2 separate regions of the Homo sapiens genome follow, and region 2 is linked to region 1. A link is a loop called in an ENCODE intact Hi-C map of the cell type or tissue named here. Cell type or tissue: heart left ventricle. All regions are shown on one strand. Each heading gives the region's core, and the rest is flanking DNA. Links, peaks and the distances in the headings are about the cores only. Region 1 has its middle 53 kb from the start of DEFB131A. Region 2 holds the start of DEFB131A (defensin beta 131A).

Region 1 (15,610 bases), core at 4,852-12,851:
GATGTACACCCACTGCGCTATTTTCAATAATATCATCCTCTACCCCCCGGCTATTAGGAGTAACATCATAGAGGGGTATACACTTTCTGCGATATTGGGAGTAATATTCTCTCCCCCACGGATATCGGGAACAGTTCTATTAATTATTAATATTAATAGATATAATAACAATTAATAGTAATCATCAATATTAATAATTACAGTAGAGACATTAAAACAGTACGGATGAAAAATATTAATGGTTACTATTAATAATAGCAATATCACTATTAATAATAAAATAGTGGTATCACTAATGTTACTTCAATCAATCATAAGTGAAGTTGGTAATAAAGCAATAATTAATATTAAGATTAATAACTAATATTAAAAGTGACATTAATATTAATAATTAATTTTAATATGCATAATCATATCTAGAAAATAATCACTAATGATTAATAACGTTATACTGTTAATTAATATTACCATTGATTATTTATAAGACTGATGTTTAATAATTCAGAATATTATTACTGCTAATACCACAGGGGGTGTACACCTACCTGTGATATTGTTCCTAATATCCAGGGATGGAGAGCATGATATTAGTTTTCATACTGCAGTAGGTCTACGCTCACCCTGTGACACCCATCCTAATACCCAGCGGGTAGAGTATGACATGACTGCCAACATAGCAATCAAGGTACAGCCACGCGGTGATATCGCTCCTAATATTCACGGAAGAAGCGTATGAAATTACTCCCAATATCGCAGGGAGTGTACACCTCTTCTGTGATATTCTTCCTAGTATCCCGAGGGAGAGAGGGTGATAATAATTCCAGCATCGCAGGCTGTGTTCACCCAGCCTGGGATATTGTTATTAATATCCTGAAAGGGAGAGGATGATATTACTCCCCATAATAGATAGATATGACTCCCCATAATAGAGCACGAGGTGTACACCCACCCTGTGATATTCTTCCTAATATTCAGAGGCCGAGAGGTTGATATTACTCCCAATATCGCAGGAAGTATACACCCCCGTGTGAGATGGTCCTTCATAATATTCCAAGGCTGAGGGGGTGATATGACTACCTATATGGCAGAAAGTGGACACCCCCCAGGGATATTTTTCCCATGATCCTGGAGGGAAGAGGATGATATTACTTTCAATATCACAGAAGGTGGACACGCCCCCACCGATAATGTTTCTAATTGCCACGTGGGAGAGGAGGTTATGACACGCGATAACCGAGGGAGTGGAAACACCCCTGTGATACTCTTCTTAATATTCAGGGAGGAAGAGGATGATATTACTCCCAATACAGACGGGTGTACACCCTCTGTACACCGAGGGTGTACACCCGTCTGTGAAACAGTTCATAATCTCCAGAGGGGGAGATGATATTGCTCACAATATGGTAAACAGGCTGAGTCCACCGCGGATCCTAAAAACCAGGGGGGGAAGAGGGGCTGGCTCTTACTCCCCGCATCGCGGGGGGTGCCTCACCCCCTGCGATGGGGGTCCTAAGAGCCAGCGGGGGAGAAGGGCTGTTCCCGACGTTGGGGCACTGAAGTCCTTGTTTTCTTGCAAGCTGCCATCGGGGACCACTCTCGGCTCCCAGGGGCCCCCTTGTAGGTGGCCCATGGCCACTTGCCCTACTCCAAGCCTGCAGAAGAGCGCCTCTCTGCCATGTCCCTTTCTTTTAAAAGACTTGCCTGACTGGTTCAGGTCCATTAGGTACCATCCCATTTGATTAGCTCAAAAGTACTGTAGCCCATCACATTCACTCACAGGAGGGCATTAGCGGGGTGTAGACACCAGGGAGTGAGAATCTCTCAGGCCAGTTTAGCATTCAGTTGGTTAGCCAGGTTCAGTGGCTCACGCCTGTAATCCCAGCACTTTGGGAGGCCGAGGCGGGCAGATCACCTGAGGCCAGGAGTTCGAGACCAGCCTGGCCAACATGGTGAAACCCAGTCTCTACTAAAAATACAAAAATTAGCCAGGCGTGGTGGTAGGCGCCTGTAATCTCAGCTACTTGGAAGCCTGAGGTAGGAGAATCGCTTGAACCTGGGAGGTGGAGGTTGCAGTGAGCCGAGATCGTGCCATTGCACTCCAGCCTGGGCGATACAGCGAGTCTCAAAAATAAATAAATGCGAAGGCTGCTGGGCGCAGTGGCTCATGCTTATAATCTTGGCACTTTGGGAGGCCGAGGCAGGAAGACTGCTTAAGGCCAGGAGTTTCAGCCTAGAATGGACAGTACAGTGCAACTCTATCTCTAAGTAAAATAAAATAAAATAAAATAAAATAAAATAAAAATAAAATAAAATAAAATAAAATAAGTAAAATAAGAATTCAGTTGGTTAAAAGAAAATCACTAGGTCCAGCCCGCAATCAAGGGATGGAAATTACACAAAGTTGTGAAGAGTCAAGGGTGGGAGATCGCTGGCAGCCCTTATAGAAGCTGCCTATCTCACATACCTGTTGGACAGCTTCTCTCTCCTAGCTGGGGGTATTTGGAGCGGGTGTCGAATCCTGCTCTTTTGTATGTCTGTTGCCTTTTCTCGCGGTGATGTGTTTCCTGTGTGTTCTGTAATTTTGGATCGTGAGCTCAGCTTCAGAGGGGCTTTATGTGGGGAATCCTGGGTGGCCAGATTTGAGGGAGCCACCTAGAGAGGTTTTCTATTTGGCTTTTCCAGGGGCCCCAGGGTACCACTAAGCCAAGGCAACTTTTTTTTTTGAGACAGAGTTTCACTCTTATTGCCCAGGCTGGAGTGCAGCGGTGCAATCTCAGCTCACTGCAACCTCTGCCTCCCAGGTTCAAGCTATTCTCCTGCCTCAGCCTCCTGAGTAGCTGGGATTACAGGCACAGAAGATGTGGTTAATTTTTTGTATTTTTAGTGGAGACGAGGTTTCACCATGTTGGCCAGGCTGGTCTCGAACTCCTGACGTCAGGTGATTCACCTGCCTCAGCCTTCCAAAGTGCTGGGATTAAAGGCGTGAGCCACCACACCGGGCCCAAAGCAACTTTTTAGTGTTAGTTTCTCAACTCTGGCATTCCTAGACCACACAGGTAGCATGACTTCATTGTAGGAGTTCCACATTTATATAAGAGAGGCCTGAAAATGCAACGATCTCATGGGAAACTTGTTCACCACCTAAAGCTCAAATTTTCTCACCTCTCTCTGTTCCCCTGGGTGGAAATGTTTCTGTCCCTTTCTCTAAAGGTGTTGCATTTCTGTGGTCCCAAATTCATCATGCTTGACTGTAACCCTGACCACCTGCCTTGTAAGGGTTTCCAATGCTCAACCCAGCCCTGCCCTCAGGCAGTTGCAACACCAGCTCCTCTGTCCCCACCTTGGTTCTCATTCCCCTCTTCACTTCTGGCCTTAGGGGACTTAACTTATTTTCTGAAGAACTCAGCTATATATTTATTTTATTTTATTTTATTTTATTTATATATTTTTTGAGATGGAGTTTTGCTCTTTTGCCCAGGCTGGAGTGTAATGGCGTGATCTTGGCTCACTGCAACTTCTGCCTTCCGGCTTCAAGCGATTCTCCTGCTTCAGTCTCCTAAGTAGCTGAGACTACAAGCGCCTGCCACCACTCCTGGCTGATTTTTGTATTTTTAGTAGAGATGGGGTTTCACCATTGGCCAGGCTGGTCTCGAACTCCTGGCCTCAGGTGATCCACCCGCCTCAGCCTCCCAATGTGCTGGAATTACAGGCGTGAACCACCATGCCCAGCCTCAGCTCTATAGTTAAAAGGACATTTGTTTCTTACCCAGCATTTCTAGGTGTCTTGAAGAGGGAGACTTCTCAGGTTATCTAACCTGCTACTGAGAACTTAAAGATAGGGAAAATCTTGGACTGGAGATTCTTGGAATCACATAATTGAAAAATCACAGCCGGGCGTGATGGCTCACGTCTGTAATTCCAGCACTTTGGGATGCCGAGGCAGGTGGATCACCTGAGGTCAGGAGTTTGAGACCAGCTTGGCCAACATGGTGAAACTTCGTCTCTACTAAAAATACAAAAAAATTAGCCTGGCTTGGTGGTGGGCGCCTGTAATCCCCACTACTCGGGAGGCTGAGGTAGGAGAATCGCTTGAACCCAGGGGACGGAGGTTGCAGTGAGCTGAGTTCACGCCATTGCACTCCAGCTTGGGTAACAAGAGTGAAACTCCGTTGCGAAAAAAAAAAAAAAAAAAGAAAAGAAAAAGAAACATCCCCACAGTGCAGATCGACAAAATCACAGAGTTGCTTTGGGAGCGAGGGTGGCAATCAGACACGGAGGCCATGACACAACCTGCTCGTCCACTCAGTGGTCCAGAACCTCCACCCAGTCACCTTATCCGAGGGTGATGGAGACAGGGGAGGTGCCACCTACGCCAGTGTCATCTCTTACAATGAGCTCTTCTCCTGCTCGAAAAGAGCCAGCCTGCTGAGCTTGCTGCCAGGGCCCGTCGCACTGCCTGCGCTGTGTTTCCCGTCGCACAGCCTGTGATGTGTGTTTCCTGTTGCACGGCCTGTGATATGTGTTTCCCATCATGTGTGCACGTGCGTTGTCATGTAGTGTCTGTCACAGGTGTTACCCGCCACGTGTGTTTGCATGTTGCATGTGTGTGGCCTATCAGGTGCAAATATGTGTTGTCTGGCACATGTCACCATCTGGGCATTCTCCATGTGCCAGGAGCAGCCAGGTGGCCTGTGAAGCCTTCTCATGGGAAATGCCCAGGTAGGAAGAGCACAGCCAGGAGCCAAACCCCCGAGTGGCCACTCTATGTGCCTGGATCACCTTCAAGTCTGCTCAACATCAGAGCCTCTGTTCCTTGGCACCATGGACAATGGAATTGACTCAGAACTGGGAAGAGCTGTAGGCCCACTATCCAGGCACCCGCTCCCCGTTTGCCCAGCATCCCAGGGGCCAACACCCTTCCAAATATCACCTTGCCCTCCATTCAGAGGTGAATCATCCGAGCTTCAGTTTGCCCAACTCCGACTGGTTTTGCTGGAAGCTGCCAGGAGGATGTCGCCAGCCACCTCCAGAGAACACTCAATCTACAGATGCTGAGGGGGAACTGGAAGCACACAGTGCTGGCCTTCACCCAGCTTACGGTGGCACCTCGGGACCGCTTCTGAGTCTGCTTTTCACTGAAGGTCGGCGTGAGGAAGGCAGCGTTCCCTCCCAGATTTAGAAAATGTCAAGTCTCCCACCGCACCCTTTTGTGTTTCTTACAGGGCCTGGGGTGCTTGCAGCCACCACACTAAGGGCTCCAACATGTTCCCTCACACACTCAACAGAGAAGGAACCTGTGGCTCATATGGGAGACTCCCTGTCCAAGGCCACAGAGTCTGGCCCCAGGGCCCACTAGAGGCTTCAAGAACCAAACTCACATGAGGGCAGAGAGGAGAGATGGGGCCAGTTTAGGGCTGGGAGAATCCATAGAGCTATGCTGAGGCAGGCATGGAGCCTGGAGGTACGGACGAGGGTCTCGCCAAAGTCAGGGGAAGAGAGGCTGTGGGGAGTGAGGAATGGTGTGGGCCAGCCCCGGGCCTGCTGGGGTGCAGCTGGGGGCTCCATGGCCCTCCCACGGCCCCCACTTGTCCTCACCCAACTGTTCAGAGCTCTTCATGGCGGGGGTGTCCCTCTCCTCTGGCCACAAGAAGAGCGGGTGGAGGAACGGCACCTTCAGGTCTTGTAGGGGGTCTGCCCCTCCACCAGCCTGTTTCTCGTGGGCATCGCAGCTGAGGCTGTAGCCGGGAAAGGGTAGTAACCGAGCGTACCTGGCCTCCAACCACCACTTCCAAGGCCCCTACTGGGCACAGGGTGACCCCACCGTGGCTTGGAAGTGGACCCTGTCCGACGTGGGGGTGGTCGCTGGAGGGCCGAGGATGCCTACACAGGCACGTGGAGGGTGTGAATCCAGAGTCTGTCTCGCCCTCTGGACCCATGGGGGGCCAGCAACGCCGTCACACCCTCCTCTGTCTCTGCCAGCCGCTCCGCCACTCCCTTCTCCTGGCTGGGGCTGGCAAAGGCAGGCAGGTATGGGGGGCGGGGCCTCAGGAGGGAGGAAGGGCTGGTGGGCGGGGCCTACGGACACCTCGCCCCGCCCCAGTAGGGCTCCGCACTCCCCACACCCCGCGGTCCCTCTAGGTCAGGGCCTGTCACCACCGCGCCCAGAGGCTGGGACAGACGGGCTTGCATCCGAGGGGCGCTCCGTCCCACGCGGCCTGGGACTCCCCAGTCAGGACGGTACAAAATCTCTTTATTGCTCATTTTCTGTAAAAAATCGTGGCTCTCGGCGGACCCTGGGGATAGGAGGTGCAAAGCGCGCTCACACGCGGCCCGGGTCCGAGGCCGAGAGCTGGGGGGATCTGGAGCGGGGCCGGGTCGCAAGAAGACCCTGACCCTGCTCCGGCGCTGGGGCGCCTGCTAAGGGCCCGCAGGGTTTCAGCTGTATTTTCGAACCACTGTGCTTGGCCGAGGGGTTCCCAAGGCTCCACTCCGCCTTAGAGGGGGCTTCGGAAGCCCGGAGGTGACCCGGGCTCTGGGAGGGGCGTCCCCAACGTGGGGGAGGAGAGACTGGGGCCTTTGAAGACAGCACGGGACTCGGAGGGGGTCCCCCCGACCTAAGACGTGGTAAACTGAGGCCGGCGAGGAGGGAGGCTGAGTCCGGGAACCAGGCGGCCCCTCACTGCTCCTCCGGCCCGTCGCCCCCCTGCGCCTGTTCGTAGGGGCAGGGCCGGCGGCCGAGTCCAGCGGGCTTGGGGCCAGGCCTGGGCACCGGGGGCGGCGCCTCCTCCTCCGCGCCGTCCCCATGCTCGCCCTCCGCGTCGCTCTCGTCCGAGTTGTCCTCCTCCAAGTAGCGGTAACCGCGCACCTTGTGCTGGGGCCGCGGGATGCAGGGCTGGCGCGGGGCCACGCCCCGCCGCAGCTTCTGCTGCATCCGCAGGTAGGAGACCGCGGCGGCCACCAGCGTCACAAGCAGCACCGCCAGCTTAGCCTGGGTGTACGGAGAGGGATGCCAGGGACCCGCGGCCGCCTCGCCCCGCACCTTCCCCGCCTATGCCCCTCGCTGAGATAGGCCCTTCCCTCCTCCGGGAGCCTCCCGGGCCACGCGACCCTCAACTTCTCCAGCCGCTCCACCCACGCTTCCTGGACCGCCTCCTGCAGGCGAGGCTCACATCCAGCACTGTCCCTTACAGTCGCCATGCCCCTGGCGACCTCAGTGTCCCACTCTGTACGGGGACAATGCAAATCCCTTTGCCTCATAGGGTGCATGTGCCAGTGTTGATAAAGTGCTGGCCACAGGCCCTGCCTTCCCAGGGCTCACAACACTGTGTCCCTGACACACCCGTGGGCTGTAGTGATTCTCTTCATGGGGATTTGACTATAACCCGCAGTCAGGAATGATTTCACACCATAGCTCAGTACATACACACATATCTGTATGCATACTTCCTGCTCTTTTCTTTTTTCCAGACACGGTCGCTCCGTTTCCCCACTGCGCCCCCTCCCTCCCTTCCCCCAACCACTGCTGGAGCGCAGTGGCACGCTCACTTCAGCCTCAATCTTCCAGGCTCAAGCCATCCTCCCACCTCAGTCTCCCAAGCAGCTGGAACTACACGCACGCGCCACCACACCCAGCTAATTTTTAAATTTCTTGTAGAGACAGGGTCTCCTATGTTGCCCAGGCTGGTCTTGAACTCCTGGCCTCAAGCAATCCTCCTGCCTCAGCCTCCCAAAGTGTTGGGATTACAGGCGTGAGCCACCATGCCCAGCCCACTCACTGCTTTTCTTTTTTCTTTTTTTCTTTTTTTTTTGGGAGACAGAGTCTCGCTCTGTCCTCCAGGCTGAAGTGCGGTGGCACAATCTTGGCTCACTGCAACCTCCATCTCCCAGGTTCAAGCCATTCTTGTGCCTCAGCCTCCAGAGAAGCTGGGATCACAGGGACGTGCCACCATGCCCAGCTAATTTTTGTGTTTTTAGTAGAGACAGGGTTTCACAGCCTGTTACCCAGGCCGGTCTCAAACTCCAGATCTCAGGTGATACCCCCACCTCAGCGTCTCAAAATGCTGGGATTACAGGCATGAGCCACTGCTCCCGGCCCACTCCCTGCTATTTTTAGTTCTATTTTTATTTTTATTTTTATTTTGAGACAGATTTTCGCTCTTGTTGCTTAGGCTGGATGGAGTGCCAAGGCCCCGTCTCGGCTAACTGCAACCTCCGCCTCCCAGTTCAAGCGATTCTCCTGCCTCAGCCTCCCGAGTAGCAGCCACCTGCCACCACGCCCGGCTAATTTTTGTATTTTTAGAAGAGACGAGGTTTCAGCATGTCGGTCAGGCTGGTTTCAAACTCCCTACCTCAGGCAATCCACTCGCCTCGGCCTCACAAAGTGCTGGGATTACAGGAGTGAGCCACCGTGCCCGGCCTTTAGTTCTATTTTTAAAAAATGTTTAGCAACTGGGACTTGCTAGACCGGCCACCATCTTTTGGGAGCAGAGCATGAGTAGCTTGCTCCCGTTCAGGCCATGAAGGGAGACAGACGCAACATCTGGACAACCGGGTACCAAACAGCCCACAGGATGGCTGTGATGCACCCACAAATCCCCTCAGAGATGGGCAAACTGAGACTGGCTGGAGGTGGTCCAGTAAGTGGGGTGCTGAGTTGGGGGCCACCCAGTGGGCTGCAGGAATGGGGCCTTGGCCCAGAGACTGGCTTGGGAAGGGGTGGCGTTTAGGAAGCTGTGAAGCCAGGGCAGGGGCTAAGGAAATACCTGTCATTGGGAATGGGGCCCCCAACCCTGCCCAGTCTCACCTTCATGTGCAGGCTCGAGCCCAGGTACACGGTGAAGATGGCCACAGCCTGCCACCAGTGGTAGATGGTGAAGATGAAGTCCTGTCTCTCCTTGTCTTCGTACAAGATTCCCAGGAGTGCTGCAGGCAGGCAGTACAGGGCAGGCAGGGGAGAGGTGTCACCTGGGGCCTGGGGCTGCCTAGCTACCATCTATGAACTTTACTAAGCCCTGTATGTGTCCCAGCCCGGGACCAGAGAACCCCTAGAAAGTGCTGTAAGCCGGTCCTGGCCTGCCCCCTGGTGGAGACCCTGGTCACCAAGCTGCTCACACGCTAAGCAGAAGTAGGAGCAGGTGCGCCGGGCTGTGTGGATGCAGGTGGTCCCGCTCTGCACCACATGCGTGGCCTCAAAAGAAGAAAGCTCTGTGCTTAGTCATGTCCTGTCCCCAACCGCAGGTGTGCAGTGCCAAGCTTGCAGGCGCTGTTTCTCCTCCTCAGCCGGGACTAGAGAGATCGAACTGTTTGCAGCTGCCAACTCTGCAAATCAAACCTGAAGCTAAGCATGGAGAGGGGGCTTCCTTTCCAGTGAGTCCTCCCAGGGTGGGCAACAAGAGTAATGCATTGGGAGTCAGAAGATGCACACTCGTTCTCAGGACTGTAACGTTGGCTCTGTGGGTGATTTGGGTACTTAACTCCCCAGAGCTGCTTTTCCCAATGGTGAGATGAGCCTATGCCTATTGTGTGCTGTGTTCTGAAGTTCTAAAGTGAGAAAGTGGGCATGGCACCTGCCAAATCATAGGGGCCACTATTAACACCTTCACCACACACTCAGGACATGAACACTCCTGTCTTGGGGCCCTGCAGGGTGACTTTACCCCCACAGTGCTGCTATGAAGAGACAAGGATCCCCCAGCGTTCACCTATGGAGATGGGATATGGAGCTGGGCAAGGGGATGCCATGACCAGACAGGGCACAACATGGGTCCAAGATACCCAGGTTGGACTCTGCCCAGAATTGGCTATCCTTGGGCAAAACAGCCAAGAGACTGTGGTGCAGTATGAGGCTCCAGCCCCTGCTACAGACAGAGACTCCCAGCCAGCCTCTGTCCTACCAGCAGCAGGCATGACCTGTGCCATTCCACACCCCCAAGGATGACGTTCAAATCTGTTCATGGCTTCGGCCCATCAGAACAGACACTGACATGGATGCCCTGCAGGACTGTGCCCATGTGTGTTAGCTGTGTGTCACTGCATGTGCCCATCTGTGGGCAGGGAGCATCCTGGAGCTGAACATGGGCCCACTCGCTGCCTTTTGCAAACAGGGCCCTGTTCCCCAGCAGCCCAGACCTGGGGCCTGGACTCTGGTACTGAGCAGACTGGGTTGGGGCTGCAGGCCTGCTCCTCTCTATACAAAGTCCCATGTCTGTATCTATGCCGTGGATGTACAACAGGCCACTTGCTCCTACCGCATGCTCCGTGAGGCAGAGACCAAAACATATGCTCCAAGTGTCACGAAAACTATGACAGGGTAAGCTCTGTCCCCTGGTATGAAAAGGGAGAATCCCTGATGTGTTTTTCATACTGTCCCTAAGGGGTGTCCACAGAGCCCCACACCTGCCCCGTGTAGCCACGAGATTTCACACTGACCCTCCAGTGTTGATGGGGCCCTGTGCCCACCCTGAGTTATTAACGGAATGTCCATGACGTGGAACCCCCACACCTGTCTCCAGGGTGTCCACGCCCTACCCATCTGCCCCCAGTGTGTCCATGAGACTTCCCTTCCACCCCTGGAGTGTCCACAGGAAGCCCCACCGGCCTCCGCCATGTCCACAGGACGCTATGTGACCATAGGACCCCATATCTGTCCCTGGGATGTCTATGTCTAGCCAACCACCCACAGATAGCCATAAAGAACCCTGCCCCACCCTCCCAGTGCCCACAGCTATACTCACTGCTGAGTCCAGTTTTGTTCAGGGTGCTGCCCACACCCCAAAGGGCGGCTGCCACACAGAGGATCCAGCTGTGTTGAAGGACCCGAGACACAGGGGCCCAGAAAAAGAGGATGAAGGTGAGCAGCAGGTGCACCCCTGCTCCAGCCACGAGGGAAACCGGGCGTGGCAGCCACAAGCCCAGCAGGCCCAGGAGTGAGGCGACTGAGGCGTCCAGGCTGTAAGCCACGAGGAGGTAAGCCAGCCGCTCCAGCCCCACCGAGCACACGCCATAGCCCTGCGTGGGGACAAAGGGTGAGTGTTGAAGTCCGGAACAGCCCGGACCCCAGTCTCAGCCCTCCCCGCATCGCGGGGGTTGCCTCACCCCCCTGCGATGGGTGTCCTAAGAGCCATGGGGGGTGAGGGGCTGGCTTGTACTCCCCGCATCGCGGGGGGTGAATCACACCTTTGCGATGTGGGTCCTAAGAGCCAGGGAGGGAAAGAGGGGCTGGCTCTTACTCCCCGCATTGCGGGGGTGCCTCACCCCACTGCGATGGGGGTCCTAAGAGCCAGTGGGGGAAGAGGAACTGGCTCTTACTCCCCGCATGGTGGGTGGTGCCTCAGCCCCCTGCGATGGGGGTCCTAAGAGCCAGGAGTGGAAGAGGGGCTGGCTCTTACTCCCCGCATCGCGGGGGGTGCCTCACCCCCCTGCGATGGGAGTCCTAAGAGCCAGGGGGGGAAGAGGGGCTGGCTCTTACTCCCCGCATCACGGGAGGTGTGTACAACCCCTGAGATATTGGCAGTAATATCATCCTCTCCCCCTGAACCTGAGAAACAATATCTCAGGAGCATGTAAGCCCCCTGAGATATTGGAAGTAACATCATTTTCTCCCCCTCCAGATATTCGGAACAATATCACAGTGGGTGTGTACAGCCCTTGCGACATTGCCGCTAGTATCTTCCTCTCCCTCCCAGGATAGAAGGAACAATGTCACAAGGGGGTGTACACCCCCTGCGATATTCGTGGTGATATCTTCTTCTCCCCCGCTGCCTATTAGGAACAATGTCACACAAGGGGTGTGCACCCCCTGCTATATTGGGAGTGATATCATCCTCTCTGTCCCTGGATATTAGGAACAATAACCCTAGGGAGTGTACACCTCCTGCAATATTCAGACTAATATCCTCTCGCCCCCTGGATATTAGGATCAATATCACAGGGGTGGTGGGCACCCCCGGCGAAATTGGAAGAAATATCATCCTCTCCACCTTTGGATGTTCGGAACAGTATCACGGGGGAGGTCTCCGCCCACTGCGATTTTGGGAGTCGTAACATCCGCTCCCACCCAGGATATTAGGAACAAGATGACCGAAGGGATGTACACCCACTGCGATATTTTCCATAATGTCATCCTCTACCCACTGGCTATTAGGAGTAACATCATAGAGGGGTGTACACTTTCTGCGATATTGGGAGTAATATCCTCTCCCCCACGGATATCGGGAACAGTTTTATTAATTATTAATATTAATAAATATAATAACAATTAATAGTAATCATTGATATTAATAACTACAGTGGAGACAGTAAAACTTAATGTGGATTAAAAATATTCATGATTACAATTAATAATAGCAATATCAATATTAATAGTAAAATAATAATATCAGTAATTAATGTTACTTAAATCCATCATAAGTGATGTTGGTAATAAAACAATGATTAATGTTAATATTAATAACTAATATTATTAAAAATGGCACTAATAGTAAGAATTAATTTTAATCATGCACAATCATATCTTTAAAATAATCATTAATGACTAATAAAGTTATACTATAAATTAATATTACCATTTATAATCATTAATGAGACTGATGTTTAATAATTCATAATATTATTACTCCTAATACCGCAGGGGGTGTACACCTACCTGTGATATTGTTCCTAATATCCAGGGATGGAGAACTTGATATTAGTTTTAATATCGCAGTAGGTGTACACTCACCCTGTGACACTGATCCTAATATCCAGAGGGTGGAGTATGACATGACTGCCAACATAGCAATGAATGTACAGCCACCCGGTGATATTGCTCCTAATATTCACGGAAGAAGCGTATGCTATTACTCCCAATATCGCAGGGAGTGTACACCTCTTCTGTGATATTGTTCCTAGTATCCCGAAGGGGAGAGGGTGACAATAATTCCAGCATCGTAGGCTGTGTTCACCCAGCCTGGGATATTGTTATTAATATCCTGAAAGGGAGAGGATGATATTACTCCCCATAATAGATAGATATGCCTCCCCATAATAGAGCAGGAGGTGTACACCCACCCTGTGATATTCTTCCTCATATTAAGAGGAAGAGAGGTTGATATTACTTCCAATATCGCAGGAAGTGTACACCCCCGTGTGAGATGGTCCTTCGTAATATTCCAAGGCGGAGGGGGTGATATGACTACATATATCGCAGAAAGTGGACACCCCCTAGGGATATTGTTCCCATGATCCTGGAGGGAAGAGGATGATCTTACTTTAAATATCACAGAAGGTGGACACGACCCCACTGATATTGTCTCTAATTGCCACTTGGGAGAGGAGGATATGACACCCAATATCGCAGGGAGTAGAAACACCCCTGTGATACTGTTCTTAATATTCAGGGAGAACGAGGATGATATTGTTACCAATACAGACGGTGTACACCCGTCTGTGAAATAGTTCATAATTTCCAGAGGGGAGATGATATTACTCACAATGTGATAAACAGGCTGTGAGTCCACTGCGGATCCTAAAACCCAGGGGGGGAAGAGGGGCTGGCTCTTACTCCCCGCATCGCGGGGGGTGCCTCACTCCCCCTGCGATGTGGGTCCTAAGAGCCGGCGGGGGGTATGAGGGGCTGGCTCTTACTCCCCGCATCGCGGGGGGTGCCTCACCCCCCTGCGATGGGGGTCCTAAGAGCCAGAGGGGGAAGAGGGGCTGGCTCTTACTCCAAGCATCGCGGGGGGTCCCTCACCACCCTGCGATGGGGGTCCTAAGATCCAGGGTGGGAAGAGGGGCTGGCTCTCACTATTCCTGAGGGAATAGTTTAGAGGGACTCATTCCCTGCTATCGTGGGTGAGATGTCTATGAAAAGGACAACCAGTGGGGGAGGGTAGCAAAATTTTGAAGTAGATTTCTGAGACCCCAGCACAACCAGGAACAGAAACTCCACACTGCTGAGAGGATAGTTTGCACATTGGTCTCCTCCGATCTGCCCAGCTCACTCTGCTGTTTGTCCTGAGGAGGAAACAAAACAAGGCTCCCGACGGTCCCTCAACACTCACTTGAAGGTGTGGCCCGTCCCCCCACACCTGAGGGTATTTCTAGTTAGGTGGGACGAGAGACTGAGAAAAGAAATAAGACACAGAGACAAAGTATGGAGAAACAACAGTGAGCCTAGAGGACCGGCGCTCAGCATACCAAGGACCTGCACTGACACAGACCTCTGAGTTCCCTCAGTTTTTATTGATTATTATTTTTATTATTTTAGCAAAAAGGAATGTAGTAGGAGGACAGGGTGATAATAAGGAGAAGGTCAGCAACGAACATGTGAGCAATAGAATCTATGTCATAATGAAGTTCACGGGAAGGTACTATGACTGGACGCGTACGCAAGCCAGATTGAAGTTTCTCTCCACCCAAACATCTCAGTGGAGTAAAGAATAACAAGGCAGCATTGCTGAAAACGTGTCTCACCTCCCACAATAGGGCGGTTTTACCCCCATCTCAGAATTGAACAAATGTACAATCGGGTGTTAAACCGAGACATTCAGTTCCCATGTGCAGGCAGGAGACAGTGGACTTCCTCTCTCTCAACTGCAAGAGGCTTTCCTCTTTGACTAATCCATCTCAGCCAGACCCTTTACTGGTGTCGGGCTCGGGGACGTTCAGGTCTTTCTTCTCCCACGAGGCCACTGTTCAGACTATCACATGGGGAGAAACCCTGGACAATACGCTGCTTTCAAGGGCAGGGCTCCCTGTGGCTTTCCACAGTGTATTGTGCCCCTGGTTTATTGAGACTAGAGAATGGCGATGACTTTTACCAAGTATACTGCTTGGAAACATCTTGTTAACAAGGCACGTCCTGCACAGCCCTAGATCCCTTAAACCTTGATTTCATACAACTCATGTTTTTGTGAGCTTCAGGTTGGGTCAAAGTGGCTGGGGCAAAGCTACACATTAACAACATCTCAGCAAAGCAATTGTTGAAAGTACAGGTCTTTCTCAAAATGGAGTCTCTTATGTCTTTCCTTTCTACGTAGACACAGTACGAGTCTGATCTCTCTTTCTTTTGCCTACACTCACTGAACTGTCCTTCCTCTCTGCTGGGCCATGACCACGGAGAACAGGTCCACTGTCTTCCCTGTGTGGTGCACCATGGAGGCTCAGGCTCCGTCCTCAAGGCTGGCAAGAAGACAGGGTGAGACGTGAGCCTCCTGATACAGGTGATGTCTGTGGAGCCCACAGGACTGGACCTCACACTGCAGGGCTGGAGGCACAGACTATTTACTATTCTGTGTCCTGGGGGGCTCAAGGCATAGAGCTCCTTATTAGCCAAAGTCACCCAAGTTCCCCAACCTCTAAGGATTTCCTCATAATAATGCAAGAAGAAGAAGAGAAAAGTGAGTGTCCATAGAAGTTTTGGGGTTCTTCCTCTAATCAGGAGAAAGCTGGTGTGTATTCTTCGCTTCTTTCTTTTCTTTTTAAACATCCAACTGCTTTAATTTTCATCTTTTATTATGAGAAAATATACCACGTATAAATATGAAAAATTATAAATATATATTAGTTCATATAGAATGGCCAGTATAAACATTTACTGTTTCCACGCTTTTTCAGTTTACAGTTTCATGAC
Region 2 (15,610 bases), core at 4,183-12,182, 50 kb after region 1:
GCCGTGGGGTGTCCCAGCAGAAGTTCATCAACCTACTGGAGCAACACGCAGCCTAGGTCTCTGCTGGGAAACTTCTGGAGGTCTCGAGCCCACGCCTCCCGAAGATGGTGGAGGAGTTCTTGGACCCTTGGGGAAGCCCAGTCCAAGTGTACTGAGTAGTGACACCTGACTCCGGATCTTCCCACTGAAAGGCAAACAGCTTCTGCCTCTCGGGGGCTAATCTGATAGGAAAGAAAGCGTCTTTCAGGTCCAAGCAGGTGAACCAGCTGTCCTCAGCTGGTGGAAACCCCAACAATGTGGACGGGTTAGGTACTGTTGGGTGGAAAGTCAGTGTAGCTTGATGAAGCAAGCGCAAATCCTGTACCGGCCAGTAGTCCTTGGTCCATGGCTTGGGAACAGGAAGGATGGGAGTGTTCCATGGAGATTGACAAGGAACAATCATTCCAAAAGTTCTTAGGTGCTTGAGACGGACCTGGATACCTTGAAGGGCTTCTCTGGGGACCGGCTCCTCTTTTTGCCTCACTGGCAGGGCCCCAGTCTTAACTGGCCAATCCTGGAGGGTTGTCTTCTGCCCATACTCTTGGCCACCGCTTAGCCAGAGCTGGTCTTCTCTCTTGGCCCAGCTCAGTTAAGAAAAGTCTCCATTCCTCCTCTCGGGGGACCATAAGGGTCATAATGACTCCCGTTCCGGGTAACTTTAGCAGCGAAGAGCCATGCTCTGTCAAAGAGATAGTGGCTCTCAGCTTGCTGAACAAGTCCCTTCCTGAAAAGTTCAAGGGACAGTCAGGCATGTACCAAAACTGATGAATAACTTGATGTCCTCCTACAGTACAAGTCCGAGGCAAGCAGAAAGCTTGCTTTGCTGAAACCCCCGTGGCTCCGATGATGTTAATAGTCTTTTTGGATAAGGGGGCGACTGGGGCGGTTACTAGCGAATGTTCAGCACCGCTATCTACAAGAAAGTCAGTGTCTCCACCCCTGACTGTCATTCTGAGCACAGGCTCTTTGGGGACGCTTGAGCCCGGTCTCCCTCTGTCCAAGAACCCTTCTGCCAGGTTGAGCAGGGCCCCTTCCTCCTTGTCCGGGGCCTCCTGCTCTGAGTCACCTTGTTTTCTTTTAAGCTGAGGGTATTTGTTTTTCTACTGTCCTATTTCTTTACAATAAGCACACTGGTTATGCTGCAAACTCTGACAGCCAAGCTGAGTTTCTTTCCCAGGGCCCCCCTTCCCTTGCCTCTTTGGGGGGGGCCCTCTGATTGCTGCAGCTGACAAACAGGTCGGCGTGTCACCGGGCCTGACCTCCATTCTCTTTGCCTTTTTCCTTATGGCTTACTGCATCCCTGTTTACAAACACCTGGCTAGCTCTTTCTAGTAATTGGGATGGATTCATCCCTGCAAGCCCAGCCTGTTTCTGCAGTTTTCTTCTCATGTCTTCTGCGCTTTGACGGACTAAAGCCATGTGAATCATGCGCTGATTTTCAGGGCTATCGGGATCAAAGGGCGTATACATACGATAGGCCTCCCACAGTCTCTCGTACAATTGTGCTGGACTTTGTTCTTTTCCCTGAATGAACTCAGAGAGCTTGTTAACGTTTGTGGCCTTCTGTGCTCCCCTCATTAATCCTTCCAAGAGAGCTTCCCTGTCTCGGTTTAGCCTTTGCATATCCTCTCTTTCATGTGGGTCCAACTGGGGGTCTGTTCCTGGCAACTGGGTCCTTCCATACTCGTGGGGGTTTTGATAATCAGCTGGTGCATGTTCCTCTAGCCACTCAGTTGCTGCTTGGAGGACTCTCCGCCTTTCTTCGCTGTTAAAGAGGAACATGAGCAACTGGTGCCAATCAGCCCAGGTGGGGTTGTGGGTCTGTATAACAGTTTGGAGCAAATCAATTAGGGCTTGTGGCTTTTCGGTATAGGGCGGTGTATTGTTTTTCCAGTTGAGAAGGTCGACGCAGGTGAAGGGCTGGTACCCAAAAACACGCCTCTCCACCACGTGACTATCCTCATCTATCCCAGTCTACCGCTGCTCTCTCAGGGGCATTTGTGACCCCGTTTTGGGTCGTAAACGAGCTGCTGAAGTGGGGTGGAATGGCGCAATGCGACTTACCGCAATTAATAATCTCAGTTATTAATTGACACTAATAATTATCAATATTAATAACTGATAATATAATTTTTCAAATCAATACCGATAATAATGATAATTAATATTAAATAGTTATACTAATGATAACAATACATGATTAATATTAATGATTAATGACGCCTGATATTAATAACTGATATTGATCTTATTCATTAGAAAACAGTAATATTAGCTCCTAATAATTCATATTAATATTAATCTGAAAACTTTATTAGCAATTTTTCTTAATATTAATATTAATATCGGTCATTCATATTCATGTTAATAAGAAATGAGGTATAATTCACACTAATATTACTCCCTAATACCTCAGTGAGTGTACACCCACCTGTGATATTGCTCCTAATGTCCAGGGTGGGAGAGAGCATGATATTACGTTCAACATCGCAGTAGGTGTACACCCAGCCGGTGATATTGATCCGAATATAATCTCCAGGGGCTGGAGTATGATGTTACTGCCAATATAGCACTGGGTGTGCATCCACCCGGTGATTTTGCTCCTAATATTCACGGAAGAAGACAATGCTATTACTCCCAACATAGCAGGAAGTGTACACCCCCGTGTGAGATGGTCCTTAATAACATTCCAAGGCGGAGGGGGTGATAGGACTATATATATGGCAGAAAGTGGACACTACCAAGGATATAGTTCCCATGATCCCAGAGGGAAGAGAATGATATTACTTTCAATATCACAGAAGGTGGACTCGCCCCCACTGATATTGTTTCTAATTGCAACGTGGGAGAGGAGGATATGACACGCGATATCCCAGGGAGTAGAAACACCCATGTGATACTGTTCTTAATATTCAGGGAGGAAGAGGATGATATGACACCTAATAAAGACGGGTGTACAATCTCTGTATACCCAGAGTGTACACCGGTTTGTGAAACAGTTCATAATCTCCAGAGCGGGAGATGATATTACTCACAATATGATAAACAGGCTGTGTGTTCACCGCAGATCCTAAAAACCAGCGGGGCAAGAGGGGATGGCTCTTACTCCCCGCATCGCGGGGGGTGCCTCACCCCCCTGCGATGGGGGTCCTAAGAGCCAGGGGGGCAAGAAGGGCTGGCTCTTACTCCCCGCATCGGATATAGTACTATGGGTGAAACAACAATGTGGCTGTGGATGTAAATTAAGGTAGTAAATGTTAAAATGCACAAATGAAAATAGAGTGGAAGCATTTATAAAATTTATATTCATTTTCACCTGACCATCTAAACATGCAATTATAATAATTTTCATCTATCATGTTAATTATTCATAGATAAGAGAGTTTAAGACATGTTTTTTGTCCCGGAGTCTGAAGAAGATGGAGTTAGAATTTTCACCACTTCTTTTGTCCGTCAATTTCAATGATCTTCAGTTTGCAGCAGATGCTGAAGTCAGCACAGTATCTAATTGCATGTTCATCAGCATTGCACTTCAGTCTGCAATGATAATATTCTGAAGGACATTCATCATTAGAAATGAAGCTTCTGGCTTTAAAAAGAGAAGACAAATTATATGACACAATATTACTTACTTTTTATTGTTAAATGTCTGAAATGTTTTATAATAAATTAAAAACATTACAGAACTTTCCCAGAAAAACAAAATCAACAGCAAAAAATGCAAGAGAAAACGTGGAGATGCTGAATAAAGACAAGCGATGATTTCTTCTATAAAGAGAGTAGATAAATGAGGCAGTAGCTGGAAATGCACAGAATTTTAAATGAGAACTATTACCACATATTTCTACCTAAAATGAATTATCCAGCTTGGGGGTGGTGTAGAGATTCATAATGCAGGAAATAATGTTTAACTTCTGGAGTTAAATTCTTGAGAAAGTCATTGGGGATGTAATCTAGTGTAAGTAGAGGGGTTGGCCTTGAATCAGAGAGTGAAGAGAAGGTAGATTATGGATAAATATAAAACTATATGAAGAGATATGGTGGTGGGAAAGTGGAAAAGCTGTCTTTGGTTGCTTCTCTGTTTTTGGTGAAATGAGAAAAAAGAATCCTTAAATGAGAGAAGGGTCAGAAGGAGTTGAGTCTTAGTTCCAGCTTCCCAGCGTATTCGGGCTCAAGGCCATGTGTCCTTTATTGAGAAAGTTACTGAGATATGCACAGGAGCCTATAACCCATAATCTCCCATAAATATTCCCTTTAAACCTACCAGTCCTTCCCAAATCCTTTTGTTACAATTTATAAGTTAAAATAATTGCCATGACCAACATCATGAAAGGTTCTCCTTATGTTTTCTTCTATAAGTTTTACAGTTTCAGGTAATTATGTTTAAATGTGTAGTTCATTTTGAGTTGCTTTTTGTGTGTAGTGTAAGATACAGGCCCAGTTTTATTCTTTTGCATGTGAATATTCAGTTTTCTCAGTACGAAGTATTGAAGAAACCGTCTTTTCCCCATTATATATTCTTCGCATGTTTGTTGAAGGCCAGTGGACTGTGTAAGTGTCGGTTGATTTCTGGGTCCTCTATTCTCTTCCAGTGGCCTATATGTCTGTTTAAGATTGTTTTTCCTATTTCTGTCAAGAGTGCCATTAGGATTTTGATAGGGATTGTATATAATCTATAAATTGCTTTGAATAGTATGGATATTTTAATATTATCATGTCTTCCAATTCATGAACATAGGATATCTTTCCACTGATTTGTGTCTTCTTTAATTTCTTTCATGAATGTCTGCAATTTTTAATGTACCAGTCTTTCATCTTTTTGTTAAGTTTATTCTTAAGTGTCTTATCTTTTTCTTGCTATTATGAATGGGATTTTCTTTACTTGCTTTCCAGTGCTTGTTGTTAGTGCTATAGAAACACAACTGATATTCGTATGTTGATTTTCTATCCTGCAACTTTACTGAATTTGTTATTAGTTGTAATAATTTTGGGAGAGTGAAGTTTAGAGTTTTTTACAAAAAAATTATGTCATTTGGAAATAGATGATTTTACTCATTCCCACCCCCCAACTGTTTGGATGCCATTTATTTCCTTTTCTTGCCTAATTGTTCTTGCTAGAACTTTTAGTATCATGTTAAATAAATGTGGCAAGAAGGGGCACATTTGCCTTGTTCCTGATCTTGGAAGAAAAGCTTTTAGTTTTTCACCATTGAGTATGAGCGAAGAATTTCTTTTTACTTTTATTGTAAGGTAGGACTACTGGTGACAAACTCTATTTTTGTTTACCTAAGAAAATTATGTATTTTTACCTTAATTTAAAGGGTAGGCTGGGTGCGGTGGCCTGCACCTTTAATCCTGGTACTTTGGGAGGCCAAGGCGGGCGGATCACCTGAGGTCAGGAGTTCGAGACCAGCCTGGCTAACCTAGCGGAATCCAGTCTCTACTAAAAATACAAAATTAGCCAGGCATGGTGGTGGCTGGCTGAGGCACGAGATTGCTTGGACCCAGGAGGCAGAGGCTGCAGTGAGCCAAGGTCACTGCCACTGCACTCCAGCCTGGGTGACAAAGTGAGACTGTCTAAAAAAAAGAGATAATTTTACTAAGTAGAGAGTTTTAAGATAGTGTTCTTTTTTTTTTCTTTTATAACATTTTAAATATTTCACTTTCCTCTCTTTTTGCTTATGTGGTTTAAGAGAAGTCTGATGTAATTCTTATCCTTGGTTGTCCATAGATAAAGATTTTTTCCCTCCTGGCTTCTTTTAAGATTTTTTTTTTTTTGTCTTTGATTTTTGGCAGTTTCAATATAATATGCCTATGTTTAAATTTTTTGTATTTATCTTGCGTGTTATTCTCTCAGCTTCCTAGATATGTACATTTTGCTTATTTTCAATTTCGGGAAAATCTCAGTCAGAATTTCTTCAAATATTTCTTCTGTTCCTTTCTTTCCCCTCCTCCTGATATTTCATTACACATATATTGTTCCTTTTGTAATTGGCCTACACTTATTAAATATTCTGTTCTTTTTAATTCTTTTTTCTTTGCTTTTAAGTTTTGGAAGTTGCTATTTAAACTTCTTTAAGCTCACTGATTCTTTCCTTGATCACATCAGTCTACTGAGGAATTCATCGTTATGGGCTAACAAGTGTTCCTCCAAAATTTGTATGTTGAAGTCCCAATCTTTAGTATCTCAGAATGTAATCATATTTGAAGATAAGTTTTTTTTTTTTTTTTTAAGGACTGATAAAGCTAAAATGAGACTCCCAGGGTATGGCCCTCATGCAATATGGCTGATGTCCTTGTTAGAAGAGGAAGAGACACCAGGAATGCATGTGCACAGAAAAAATGCCATAAGAGGACATGGCAAGAAGGCAAGCAGCTGCAAGCCAAGACAGGCCTCAGGAGAAACCAAATGTGCTGACATCTTGATCTTAGAATTATAACTTCCAGAACTGTGAGAAAATGAACTTTTGTTATTTAAGGCACCCATTCTGTGGTACTTTATTATAATAACCCTATAGCAATGCAAGAATGGCCTAATACATCTATATTTATATTGGACAAAATTGACTTTAAGTGAAAAAACATAAAAAGAGACAAAGAAGGTCATCATATAATGATAAAAGGGCCAATTCAGCAAGAGGATATAAAAATTCCAAATATGTATATATATGTACCAAGTAGTGGAATGCTTAGATATATTAAAAATGTCATTAGAGCTAAAGAGAGAGATACACCTCAACATCATGATAACTGAGGGCTTCAATATCCCACTTTCAGCATTGAACAGATCATCTAGGTAGAAAGCTAACAAATAATCATTGAATTTAATCTGTACCGCAGACCAAATAGACTTAACAGACATTTACAGAACACTTCATCCAATAGCTGTGGAGTACACATTCTTCTCCTCATCACATAGAACATTCTCCAGGCTGGACCATATGTTAAGACACAAAACAAGTTTCAACAAATTTTGAAAAATCAACATTATATCAAGTATATTCTAGACAAAAATAGAATAGAACTAGAAATGAATACTAGGAAGAACTTTGGAAACGATACAGATAACATGGAAATTAAACAACATGCTTCTGAACAACCATTGAGTCAATGAAAAAACAAAGAAGAAAATAACAAATGTTCTTGAAATATATGCAAATGGAAACACAACATACCAAAACCTATGGAATACAACAAAGACAGTGCTAAGAGAGAATTTTATAGCAATAAATGCCTACTGCAAGAACATGGTAATATTATAAACAAGCTACTATGCACCTCAAGGAACAAGAAAAACAAGAAAAAATGAAATCCAAACTTAGGAGAAGGAAAGAAATAATAAAAATCAGAGCAGGACTAAGTGAATTCAAGATTTAAAAAATGCAAAGAATTAATGAAACAAAAAGTTGACTTTTGGAAGAGATAAACAGACTTTATAAACTGCTAGCTAGACTAACCAAGAACAAAAGAGAGAATGCCAAATAAATAAAATCGGAAATAAAACAGGAGACATTACAACTGATATAAAAGAAATACAATGGATCATTAGTCTGTTATAAACAACCATATGCTAAATAATCCATACGAAGAATTTTTTTTTACCAACACCAATAATCAATCTAACTTTCCCAAATTCATTTTAAAATCCACCAATACTTTATAATAAATCATATTAAACTGTGGTTTATACCTGAGATTTAGATTATCAATTGACTTATTTATCTTTTCTGAGGCTCATATTACCTCCGAGCACATTTTAAAATTTATTTCAAGATTCTATCATTTATATAATTATACAGAATTATACTTTTCCTCCATGAATGTTGGTGTTTTATATTTTTATTGAGATAGAATTTACTATAAAATTCATTCCTTTAGAGTGTTCCATTTAGTGAGTATCAGTGGATTCTTAGAGTGGGATATACTGATGACCACTGAATGAAGGAATGAAGTACGAATCTATGCCACAACATGGATGAATCTTGAAAACATTATGCTAAATAAAAGAAGGCAGACATGAAGGATCACATATTTCTTATTCTGTTCATAGTAAATGTCCAGAATAGGAATATACATAGAGACAAAAATTAGATCAGTGGTTGCTAGGGACTGGGAGGAGGAGAGATTTCTTCTTGCGGTTATAAACATATTCTGGAATTAGATAATGGTGAGGGGTGCACAATTTTAAGAATACACTGATAACCACTGAATAGAACACTTTAAGGCAATGAATTTTATGGTAAATTGTATCTCATAAAAATATAAAAAACCCACTAACATTCATGGAGGAAAGGCATAATTATTTATAATTATATAAATAAGGGAATCTTGAATCATGAAGTATTATATAAATGAGGGAATCTTGAATTGTTAAGTATTAAAATGTGCTTCAGAAATGATCAATAAGTCAACCAGTAATCTAAATCTCAGGTATGAACCGCAGTTTAATATGTTTTTATTATGGGGTATTGATGAATTTTAAAATTAATGTGGGAAAGTCGTATTGATTATTTAATTAATATGCTTATATATAATTGGCTAGTTATGTGGTTAAAAATTAAGGTGGAATCTTAACTCTCACCATACAAAAAGTAATTTCCATATACATTAAATGATATCATATGAGTTTTATTCAACTTTAAAGGAACACAGAGGCTAGGTCCTTGCCTGGATCAGTGGTGAATTTATCCTGTGAACCAAGGATTATGGTGGAGTATCCACCTCTTCACCTCTAGCCCTTCTTCTAGTCATCATTCACTTTTCCTTTTTCCAATTCTTTAAATTTCCTGTGTTCTGTGTGTATCCTCTCACCATCTTTTGATCAAACATAACTCTCAAGTAAGTTTATTTTTTATTATTATTATTTTTTGAGACAGGGTCTCACTCTGTTGCCCAGGCTGGTGTGCAGTGGCATGACCTAAGCTGAATGCAGCCTTGACATCTCAGGCTCGAGCGATCCTGCCTAAGCTTCCTGAGTAGCCAGAACCACAGACACGCGCCACTATACCTGATTAATTTTTTGTATTTTTTTTTTTTTTTTGGAGAGATGGGGTTTCACCCTGTTGCCCCCACCAGGTCGGTCTAGAACTCCTGTGCTCACCCACCTCAAACTCCCCAAGTGCTGGGATTATAGACATGAGCCACTGTGCCCGGCCTCAAGTGAGTTTATCATAGGTTAAATCACTGCAGTGAACCACCTTATTTATTTCTTTAGTATCAACTCTTCAATCCTCTGAGCAGCCTTCATGGTACAGTAAAATCTGCCCATGCCTATTTTATTTTCAGACTCTTGAAAGACCTTGCATTTTCTTTTACTTATATTTTTAGAACTTTGGAATAAAAAAGTTTCTGTCTTACCTGGAGGAACTGTGAACATCAAGGAAAGGACTCCAAAGACAAAAAACAAGACCCTCATGGTTGAATAGGTAAAGCAGGTTAGAGAGAATCAGTAGCTGAGATGAAGAGGACTTCTGTGTACATTCAGTTCTCTGAAGAGGTGAGTTGTTGAGTGATTATTGAACCTTTCAGGAGCAAGAACATTTCTGTGTTTCAAGGAGATTTTATATCAGGAGAAAGCATGCAATCATCACGACTATCAGTCATTTAAAGTACATTTATCAAAGGTCAAGAGGGTGTGTGCAAAGGTAGTAGAAAGCACAGCCATGGCAAAGGCAGGAGAGAGACTTGAAATATCAGCATTGTCTTATGCATTCTGGAGGAACTGTAAAAGTTAAGGAAGCAGTTATAGAGGAAAAGCATTCATTTTATTTTTCTGATAATAGGAAGAAGCACGTAATACAAGAGCATGCCTATTTATTAATATTTTGGCACCGTGTGTTAGCATGCTTAAGCAATGGAATTAAATATGAAATTATAAACAGATTAGTGAGATACAGAACAACTTTTATTTGATTATCTTTCTGTCCAATCGATCAAATGAGATAAACTAATTTTTCTATTGAAATCTAAGTTCACACAAATTGTTTGCACATCAGTTATGTGTAATATGAGAGGAATTAAAGAAAGAAAAGTGGGCCTTAGGGAACCCATAATACACTTCGGAAAGCAAGTAATATATACAAAGAAACGGCAATGCAACACGAGCATATTTCTGGCAAAGAGGCACAAATTACTTCTTAGACACTAAGGAAATGAACATAAACACCAGAATACTTTGGGTGCCGTAGGGAATGCTTAAAGAGGGTATGAGTAAACTTTATTTATTTATTTATTTTTTATTTAGAGACAGGGTCTCACACTGTTGCCCAGGCTGGAGCGCAGTGGTGCGATCTTGGCTCACTGCAACCTCTGCCTCCCGGGTTCACGTGATTCTCCTGCCTCAGCATCCTGAGTAGCTGGGATTACAGGCACACGTCTCCATGCCTCGCTAAGTTTTGTACCTTTAGTAGCAATAGGGTCTTGCCATGTTGGTCAGGCTGGTCTCGAACTCCTGGCCTCAAGTGATCCACCCGCCTCGGCCTCCCGAAGTGCTGGGATTACAGGGGTGAGCCACCACGTCTGGCCAGAATATCAACTTCAGAAACTGCAAAGTACATGCACATTCGTGGTCTTACTTGACCTTCATTCCTTTCTAGATGGTGTCACTACAGGTGAAGTAACTTTTCTCAGTACCAAGAAGGAAGTTCTCTTTCTTCCATGGCTTCTTCTTGGTGCTACTTCTATAATACTTCAGAGTGTTAGTGAATGGAACACTTGGTTACATTATTTCAGAAGGTCTTCCCTGCCTTTAGAGACTTTGAAAATGAAATCTTGAGTCAGGGATGGGGAGGTCTTGGAAGAGGCAAACTTCCCAAGTCTTAGCCTAAGGAGGGCCAGTGAGGGGCATGAAAGCTCTGGGGATGTTTTTTCCTAAACCTCCATTCAGGTCCTTCCTCCTGAGTTGCTGGGGCAGCGGTGCCTGGGCACAAGCCTCTGCCAGCACCCTAGAAACTCAAAGGGGGATCTTAGTGTCATTGTGCTGGTTATTGCTGACTGCTCCATTTACTGAAGCCAGAATGGCCTAGGATCATTAGCATCTCTGATCCAGAATCCAGAATTTACTGATTTTTCTCACCTCTCTGGGAATTATTTCTTTCTTGATCACGAGGAAAAGCTTTGGAAGTACAGTTTACACTGCAAAGCAATACAATTTATGAGAACAAATAATTGAAATCCTTTATGGAACACTAAGGGCATAATTTTCACTGCTTGATATTTTCTATGAACATTTGTTTGCCAGCCTCTTGTAGGTTGGTGCAAACGTATTTGTGGTTTTTGCCATTACTTTCAATGGCAAAAATCGCAATTACGTTTGCACCAACCTAAGAGATTTGGAGCCAGGAGGCAGGCTTGGAATTCTGCCCAGGAAGCCCAAGAACATTGTGTAATCCATGGGCTACCAATCACGGATATCAAAGAAGGGTCAGAGAAAGGTTCACTGCATTCTGGGGGTGGACCAGTAGGTACCAGATGAGCATTGAAAGATGGCTTAGATTGCAGAGGGCTTCAGCAAAGAAAGATAAAGTGCTTTGACCAATGACTTTCCTTAAAAGAACACCAAGAAGAAAATCAGATAGCTATCAAGCTATCAAATATAAGCTGTCACAGTAGAAGAAGAAAGAAGGTAATTTACCATTAGATAATTAAATTTGACCGAGAAATTATGGCGTTTTATTGCACCTAACTCTCCAGGAAGGCACCAGATTTTCAATAGACAATTTATAATCAAGTATTCATTGTTTACCTTCCTTTCCTGCCTTCAGCAGTACTGACAGCTTTGGGGACTTTGAGGCATTAATTATCTATTTTTCTTCTTGTTGCTGCCGGTTTTCTTTTTCTTATTTATTTATTTATTTGAGACAGAGTCTCACTCTGTCACTCAGGCTGGAGGGCAGCAGCGTGATCTGAGCTCACTGCAACCTCCACCTCCAGGTTCAAGTGAATCTCCTGCCTCAACCTCCCCTGTAGCTGGGATTACAGGTGTGTGCCACCACACCCAGCTAATTTTTCTATTTTTGGTAGAGATGAAGTTTCACCATGTTGGCCAGGCTGGTCTTGAACTCTTGGCCTCAAGTGATCTGCCTGCCTCTGCCTCCCAAAGTGCTGGGATTACAGCAGTGAGCTATGTGCCCGGCTGCTGCCCGCTTTCTACATCCATTGTTTTCCTTACTTTAAGTCTGTCAATATCCTCAAGTTCCTGCCACGTTAAAAACAAAACACAAAATTGTCTTTCCTGTATTTAGTTTGTTTTTTTAATGAATGCCCTAGCTTTTCCCTTTCCCCCTCAGGAAAACCATAGTCTCTATGCTTCATTTCCATTTTATCTTTCATTCACTTCTTACCCCACAGGTGGCTGACATTTTTCCTCAGCTTTCCATTGAATATACTTTTGCTAAATCACTCACAAGTTTTTCTCTGTATAAGAGTAGACAAACACATATATGTCTATATCCTATAAGTATATTTTATTTTTATTGATTCCTAAATATTATTTCATGTAAAATTGGAAAAACTAAGATTATCATGATAATAGATATAACACATTACTTGATCACTTAAAAGATCATTACTATTTTAGTTTATTTACTTTCCATTAAATTTCTCTCTCTCTTATTCTTGTGATTCACCTATAGTTTTATTTATTTAATAAGTATTACTTTATTGTAAATATTTTCCTATACTATTTTCAAATACTCCAAAACAGTAATTTTCACTTTCTGCATAATATTCCATATTATGGATATTTCATAATATATTTATGTAATCATCCTTTCATTGTTGGGCATTGTTTTTTGTTTATACTTTCACTATTTAAATGTTATGAGATTGTCCCAAGGGGCTTCTCTACTATTTTCAAATCAATTTCTGGCTAGGTCTCCTGACCCAAGTGGCTGCTGGAGTTGCAGGTGTGCTTAACTTAAATGGAGCGAGTGAAACATTTAGTTCAATATGTTGTTAATTGAAAGGAGAATCTTAGTATAGACTATTTTCCAGTATAGGTAAAAAATGGATAATAACTTTGTTCAACTAGCAAAATAAGAGAAAAAGATAGAAAATAGGGTAAAAATAAATGATAGACATAAGGTCAAAAGAAATGAGTAAAATCACTCCATCAGTTGTTAGGAGGCAATTTTTTTTTCTCTTTCTGCACTTGAGTTGATCAAGTCTATAGATAGATTCTCTCCATAGCTATGAGAAGCATATTGGCACAAGGTTGCTCTCTCTCTCTGTGTAAATGAAGTATTGGCTCTAGCCTGGATGTTCCCTATAAGCTTCAGAATAAAAAAAATCAACTATTTACTTGACATCTACTTTTGGATGTCTAATAAGCAACTCAAGAATTCCAAAATGAATTTTTGATTCATACCACTTTCTCTGTTAATACTCACTCCCTTTAGTCTTGCTCTCTCAATGATGGGCTCATGTACCTAGTTGTTTAGGTTAAAAAACAAAAACGAACAAAAACTCTGAGCATACCTTTGATTCTCTCATTTCATAATTACAACCCATTAACAAGCCCACTTCTATCTTTAAAATATCTCTTTTATTTTTTATTTTTAAAAATTTTTGAGACAGAGTTTCACTCTGTTACCTAGGCTGGAGTGCAATGGTGCGATCTCTGCTCACTGCAACCTCTGCTTCCCAGGTTCAACCGATTCTTGTATTTCAGCCTCCCGAGTAACTGGGATTACAGGTGCTAGCTACCAATTCTCAGCTAATTTTTGTATTTTTATTTTGGGGAGATGGAGTTTCGCCATGTTGGTTGGGCTATTCTCAAACTCCTGTCCTCAGATGATCCGCCTGCCTTGGCCTCTCAAAGTGCTGGGATTATGGGTGTGAGCCACTGGGCCCGGCCTAAAATGTGCCTTAAATCCAACCTTTGTTCACTTCCTCTGTCATTGCACCATTGTCCAAGTCACTAGTGTCTCTGGAGAGAGCCCTCTAACTTGTCTCTATGTTTCTATGAGAGCTTTGCATACTCTAATTTATGGTCAGACACCAGAGATATGTTTCTAAAATGCAAATTAAATCAAATTATTTCCTTATTGAAAATCTAATTATGTTTTTTAAAAAAAACTACATAGAATAAATCCAGTCTGTTTACATGGCACGCAATGTCCTACCTGATTTGGTTGCTGAATATTTCTCCGATCCTTTATTTCCTGCTACTGTTCCCTCTTTTCATTCTGTTCCACAAGTATTAGTTTTCTTGCTCTTCCATAAACATTTCAAACTCATTTCTACCTCATAGCCTCTGTTTTTACTATTACCATTGCAAGGATTATTCTTTTCTAAGATATTTCTATGGAAACTCTGTCCCCCTATTTCATTCAGTCTTTGTTCCTGTGTCACCATCACAGAGAGGTTTTCCATGATTATTGAATAAATTCTAAAATAAAATTGATATTGAAAACGGCATGCTCCCTGCAGCAAGTTGCTAATATCAGAAATCAATAACAATAAGATATATTCCCAAATTCATACACAGAGATATTAAAACACAACACATTCCTACATAACACTTGGGCTAAGGCATACATAAAAATGAATACAAAATAATTAGATCTGAAGAAACGGAAAGCACTATAAATGAAATCCTGTGGATTGCAGCCAAAGTGGTATAAAAAGGGACATTTATGGTTTTCAAGACATTTACTAGAATTCATGAAAGTATGAAAGCAGCGTACTGCTCAACTGAAGAATCGAAATAAATAACAAAATAAAAAGAAGAAAAACCTGAAACAAAATAGGAGGCAATAAACAAAACTAATATCACACATAAATAAGAAACAAAACAAAGCAAGAAACATTGTAGAGTTATTTAGTAAGACCACTAGGTAGTTTATGGGAAGATTCATATATTAGTTGAGTCTTAGGAAAACATCATGAGAAAAAGAGAAAAAAAAAATAATACAGGGAAGAAAAGGAACATAAACTACAGATAGAGAAGAGCTTTGATATCATGATAGCATCCTTTAAACCCTCTATCCTGAATATGTGAATGAAATGGACACTTTTAGGGAAATACAAATGAATAATATTGACCAAAACAAACTTACAAGTGGTCAATGTTCTATCCTTTTACATCAAAAAGGTGCTAGAACTCGCAAGATTTTATGTACAATCCTGAAGGAATAGATAATTCCCATTTCTTTTTTTTGTTTTTTTGAGACGGAGTCTTGCTCTGTCACCCAGTCTGGATTGCAGTGGCAAGATCTCGACTCACTGCAAGCTCAGCCTCCCAGGTTCACGCCATTCTCCTGCCTCAACCTCCCGAGTAGCTGGGACTACAGGTGCCTGCCACTATGCCTGGCTAATTTTTTTTGGTATTTTTTAGTAGAGATGGGGTTTCCTCCTGTTAGCCAGGATGGTCTCGATCTCTTGATCTTGTGATCCACCCACCTCGGCCTCCCAAAGTGTGATAATTCCTATCTCTTAAGAATAATTGAGATTACAGATTGAGCTAGGTGGTTACTCAACACATTTTATGAAAGAGAATAAGCACAATATAGAAATTTCACAGGGGTAGTGTATTAGTTATTGTTGCATAACAAGGTTTCCCAAAATGTCG

Evidence for each region. Hi-C counts contacts between places; a loop is a spot of excess contacts. Peaks named below come from ENCODE experiments on the same cell type or tissue, not always from the same donor. Only the 100,000 strongest peaks of a DNase experiment are listed, where the experiment ranks them.
Region 2: it touches region 1 in a loop (10-fold over the local background); 8 of 110 quality-filtered maps call a loop at or near these places.

The regions. Positions count from the first base shown.
Region 1 is chr4:9,489,133-9,504,742 of GRCh38, reverse strand. It overlaps the pseudogene UNC93B7. Among named protein-coding and RNA genes, the nearest start is that of DEFB131A, 53 kb to the right of the region's middle. In heart left ventricle, for the core only: a CTCF peak has its summit at 9,097 (motif pointing left); a DNase peak (open chromatin) is centred at 9,079; H3K27me3 peaks cover 3,168 bases.
Region 2 is chr4:9,438,378-9,453,987 of GRCh38, reverse strand. It overlaps DEFB131A (defensin beta 131A), which reads right to left and starts at 9,574. Exons shown (of 2, transcript NM_001040448.3): 1 at 9,397-9,574; 2 at 3,322-3,628. The coding sequence starts at 9,454. The coding sequence ends at 3,474. In heart left ventricle, for the core only: no CTCF peak of the experiment used is centred there; no DNase peak of the experiment used is centred there.